Regions from separate parts of the Homo sapiens genome. Here region 1 is linked to region 2. Evidence: chromatin loops called from intact Hi-C (ENCODE). Cell type or tissue: thyroid gland. All regions are shown on one strand.

Region 1 (2,500 bases), 54 kb after region 2:
AAAAGCTTGATCTGGGCCGGACGCGGTGGCTTATGCCTGTAATCCCAGCACTTTGGGAGGCCGAGGCAGGCGGATCACGAAGTCAAGAGATTGAGACCATCCTGGCCAACATGGTGAAACCCTGTCTCTACTAAAAATACAAAAATTAGCTGGGCGTGGTGGCATGCGCCTGTAGTTCCAGCTACTCAGGAGGCTGAGGCAGGAGAATCACTTAAACCCAGGAGGCAGAGGCTGCAGTGAGCGGAGATCGCGCCACTGCAGTTCAGCCTGGCAACGGAGTGAGACTCCGTCTCAAAAAAAAAAAAAAAAAAAAAAAGAGAAAGTAAAGAAAAGCTTGATCTGGCCACTTAGTACAGCCATCCCCCTTTACTGGCCCTTCCTCTTTGCTTATTTGGAAGGGGGAAGGTTTCCCACACCCCAAACCAAAGATTCTTTTGGAATTTGCTGCTGCTGGATTCAGCTGTCACCTTTCTGCTCTGAGTCTGCTTTCTCCCTGTGGATCCGGTGCCAGAGGATCTGCACGTCCTTTTGTGTCTACACCCTCCCCCGCTCCTTCGTTTTCAATATGTAGTAGTGGAGAGGAAGTGTAACATGATTTTAGGGCTCACATTTCAATTCCACTGCATTTTTATGGGACAAGCAGAGACCCAGCGCCTGGAGTTATTAGGTTAGTATCTAAAATGGGTTCAGTACTGTGAGTCTTATTGTTTAAAATGAATGAGATGGTCCCCTCCTACCTTCTTTTCTCCTCCCCTGGGATGAGTGGATTGAGGCAAGGCCCCCAGAGACTAGTTGAAGGAATCCTGGTGCTCTGATTAGTTTTGTTCCCCAGCTTAATTGTACAGCTTCCTTTCTCTCACCACTGATAGCCAAAGTAGCTCTGTGTCTCCCCCAACCTTCCCTTGCTTTAGGAACAAGATGATCACAATGCAGCCTTGTGAATCAATTTTCTGTCTGTGCTGATGAAAGTGTAATTCATTCTTAATCAAGCAGCCTTGCTGCTGCAGGCTCCGTGCCGGAATACATTTAGTTACCCTCCCATCACTTTGGGAAACGATCCCCCAAAAGGGCTTTTAGAGGAGAGCTGGAAGGAGAGTTGGCCGTGCGCCTCATGCTGTGGTTTTCCAGCAGGGGGCACTCAGGAACGATGCTGGCGGAGGCTTTGTAGCTGGAAGCCGTCTGCTGCTGGCAGGGCAGCAGGAGAATGTTTGTCACAGGTGCCTTCCAGGCTTGCTTTCTCCAGACCCTGGGGCCATTTCTCAGAAGTACCCTAATGGGCCACCCAAAATCCTCAGGTAGCAGTGAGGAGGAACAGTTGAAGATGCAGATTGCATGCCTGGGTTAGAGAGTGCCGGCTGGGTACCAGGTTCTTTTAGCCAGCCTCTTCTGTCTTTTTAAGTAGACAGATGTGTCTCCTGAATCTGAACTTGTTTAGATTGGGTGGATGTGTCTGTTTTTGTCACACCACACACAATTTGGGGAGCGTAAGGAGGCCCAGCTCTGCCAGAATGGAACTCTCCTAAGTTCTCCCCTGCCGTCTCACAGCCTGCTGGCTGTCACAAACAGCTGGCAGTTTTATGGACAAGTGGGCAGGGGAAAAGGGACCCTGCCGGGGCTGAGTCTCGATGTTGGGCAGGAAGTAAAAGCCAGGACCCAACAAGTGGATCAGAGGGGGGATGTGAAGATGAACAGTCAGATAGCAATAAAGCCTCATAGATCTGCCCCAGAGAAAGAAAAGGAAGTTCGTCTCCTCAGAATGGAATTGGATTAGTGACAGACTTGAGCAGCCGGTTCAGTCGAGAGAGAACTTAATTCCTCCTGTGTTATTCACACGGCTGATTCTAATCAGATGTGAAGAGACAGCTGGAGGAGAGCAGCGGGTCAGCCCATGCCTGGTGCGGAGGCTTCATGTTCTTGTAGGCATCTTCAGGGAACTGGCAGGAGCGCTTTGGGTTGGAGACTCTGAGCAGGGCCCTTGGGTTTATAGCCTGCCCAAGGAACTGGGCCTGGCTGCGGGACTCCCATGGTTGGACCTTGTCTAGATTCAGTGAAAGTTTTGAAGGACAGTGCATGACAGACGTCACTGGTCAGGTTCACCAGAGCTTGGCTCACTTGTCTTCAGAAGGATTCAAAGGCAGTTGACCAGACTTGGCAAGTCCCAGACTGGTGCAGCCACTGTCCTCGAGACCCTGGTTGTACACCCTGAGGTGCTTCTGCTTCATTACCTGCTGAAATTTGGAGACCTCTTCTTCCTGGATAACCTTCAAGATACTCATTGTGCATGCGAGGAATTCCCCGCCCTCCTGGGGGGACTCCACTCCCCAGGCAGGCAAGGTTGGGCAAGGGGAGGGCTGTTGCTGGATTGCCAAAGGGAGCATGGACATTTTTGTTTGGAATTCAGGGTGGGAATGGGACTCACCAGAGTGGCTTCAGTGCTCAACTCACAGTGCAACATAGGACAAGGTGAAGGCCTTCTTGGGAGGCCTCTTCTGGCTCTAGC
Region 2 (2,500 bases):
TGGCAGCTTTTGTTTCTCTGCACTGCACACCCCACTTACAGACAGCCCCTTCTTGCCAAAGCCCAGCCCAGCCATGACCATGAGTTATGGCAGATTGGGAATCGTTACCTTGATCTTCTCAACCCTTGGGTGTTTACCTTTTCCAAGTTAATGCCTGTTCTTTAATGTTACATTATCTTGTAGCAAGGTAGTCATTTATAATTTATATACTAGAGCTGCCTTAAAATAGAGACAAGAGGATAATCAGCATCCTGAAACTTCTAGTTTTCCAAAATAACATTTCTTCAGTGAAGTCTGCCTGTAGGAATTAAAACTTTTGGTGAATTAAAAAGCTTTTTGTCCTATTGTCAGACTGGGAAATGGATGTGCCCATTACTCAGCCTTAAAAACGAGGAAGGAGATCATCTGTTAAAAATAAAACTCATCATTTTCTTTTATTCTTCTCAAAATAATCCCTAAAGACCTCAATCTTTATAGTGTTCCAGTGGCCCCACTATAGTCAGAGAGGAGACAGGGCAGAAGTTGAAGGACAGATAGGAGAAACGGCCCTGCTAAAAGATAAAAGCCAGTATGCATCTCAGCTACTTGTCTGCTGTGGTCCTGATATTCTTCCATCTAGGTTGCTGCTTTGCTTGACTTTGACTGCAAACACAGAGAAGGGATGGGCTTTCCTGTTGAGTACCTTGTAGAGAACCCACTGTTCATTCATATGTGTTAAAAATGAAAAGCCTACTTGAAAACTCCCCTGTAGAATCAGGTTTTAGCAAAAACCAATCAGGTATCAGAGGTCTAACTTATTTTTCCCTTCTTGGTTTTATAGCAAGTCTCTAAACCCTAAGATTTTTTGTTTGTTTGTTTGAGATGGAGTCTTGCTTTGTCGCCAGGCTGGAGTGCAGTGGCATGATCTCGGCTCACTGCAACCTCCGCCTCCCGGTTTCGAGTGATTCCCCTGCCTCAGCCTCCCGAGTAGCTGGGACTACAGGCATGCGCTACCACACCTGGCTAATTTTTTAGTATTTTACTAGAGACAGGGTTTCACCATGTTGGCCAGGATGGTCTCGATCTCCTGACCTCATGATTCGCCTGCCTCAGCCTCCCAAAGTGCTGGGATTACAGGTGTGAACCACCACGCCCGGCTGCCTAAGAATTTTTTTCATTCCTTTTCATTATATACATCTTCAGTGTGCCAAGACTTTGAGTGGAGATTTCTAATGAGGGCAGGAAGGGACGGATGCTTCTGCAATTGAGTGGTCTCATTTTTCCCATGTCTGTCGAAAGATTACTCTTTCATGACCACCATTTCTATGATGCATCTCATATGATCCTAATGCACTCGAGTTTGTATTTGAATGTCCATCTGATATTTAGGGGTGGTTGGGGCAAGGAGGGGGCAAGCAGCAACTAAGGGGTTGTATGGGAACATCCTGGTGGTTTAACTTGAAAGCCACTAGGTGGCAACATTTACTAAGTTGCCAGCCATTCTCTTCCCTTAAGACATTGAACTTGCTTTTCCACATAGCAGATGGAATAGCTGAGAAAAGAGATTGCCATTGCTTCAGGTTCTTTTGAAAGTGAGGCTATAGGATAAACACACTACAGTATATTGATATCTATTCGTCACCTGGGTTTAGATACCAGGAGTTTGAATTTGCTCTGGGTGACTGGGTGAGTAGCTTCCCCTTTGGCCTCAGTTAGGCATCCTTGACAGGACAGACCTGTGATTGGACTGTCTGGTCTCTCATGGTTCTTTTTCTCCATGATTTATGACTTTGATTATGATTTCTTTATATTAAAAAAAAACTTGTAGTAAAACCAGTCTTATTTAAAGGAATACTAGCCTTTTATCAAAGGGCAAAGTAATGATTTAAAAAAAAAATCAACAACAAAATTTCAAGGGAATGAATGTCCCTAGAAGCTAGCCATCTCCCCGAGTTAACTTAAGAGGCTAGACTCTCCTAAATGAGGATGCTTATTTACCAGCTTTCCTAAATTAGCAGCTTTGGAGATGTTAAAATCCGTAAGGAACTGTCCAAGGGATGTATTGTGTATGCTTTGCAGTGATTAAGCCATTAAGCTCTAATTGGTATTTTCCCACTCATGGGTTTGTAAAGGAAGCTTTAAAATTATTTAGGAATTCAGTCCTCATCAGCTGTCTTAGTGTCATCCCCACGTTTTGGAACCTGAGAGTGGAGAGTGCAGAGAAAAGGTTTTATTAATGATTTTTGCTCACAGTGTCCTTCCCCATTGGTTTGTTATTGCAGATGAAGTGGAAAGGGAAGGACCTCTTTGATTTGGTGTGCCGGACTCTGGGGCTCCGAGAAACCTGGTTCTTTGGACTGCAGTACACAATCAAGGACACAGTGGCCTGGCTCAAAATGGACAAGAAGGTTGGGCTAGAACTCGATGAAACTGGTGGGGCTGACGTGAGCTTTCCAGTTTTTCCCTGAGCAGGCGCCTAGCTCATCACTGGGGCGCTGTAGCTGTATAGTAGAGAAGGGGG

What was found. Peaks named below come from ENCODE experiments on the same cell type or tissue, not always from the same donor. Only the 100,000 strongest peaks of a DNase experiment are listed, where the experiment ranks them.
Region 1: a loop joins it to region 2, with 2.1 times the contacts of the local background. A loop is called at or near these places in 3 of 110 quality-filtered maps.

What each region holds. Positions count from the first base shown.
Region 1 is chr22:29,688,885-29,691,384 of GRCh38, forward strand. The region is part of intron 15 of NF2 (NF2, moesin-ezrin-radixin like (MERLIN) tumor suppressor); the gene reads left to right. Among named protein-coding and RNA genes, the nearest start is that of CABP7-DT, 30 kb to the right of the region's middle. RefSeq lists enhancers at 1-341, 561-1,061, 2,345-2,500 and a silencer at 914-1,145. In thyroid gland, a CTCF peak has its summit at 1,125 (motif pointing right); no DNase peak of the experiment used is centred here.
Region 2 is chr22:29,634,490-29,636,989 of GRCh38, forward strand. It overlaps NF2 (NF2, moesin-ezrin-radixin like (MERLIN) tumor suppressor), which reads left to right. Exons shown (of 16, transcript NM_000268.4): 2 at 2,262-2,387. Among named protein-coding and RNA genes, the nearest start is that of NF2, 32 kb to the left of the region's middle. In thyroid gland, a CTCF peak has its summit at 1,455 (motif pointing right); a DNase peak (open chromatin) is centred at 2,402; H3K27ac peaks cover 218 bases.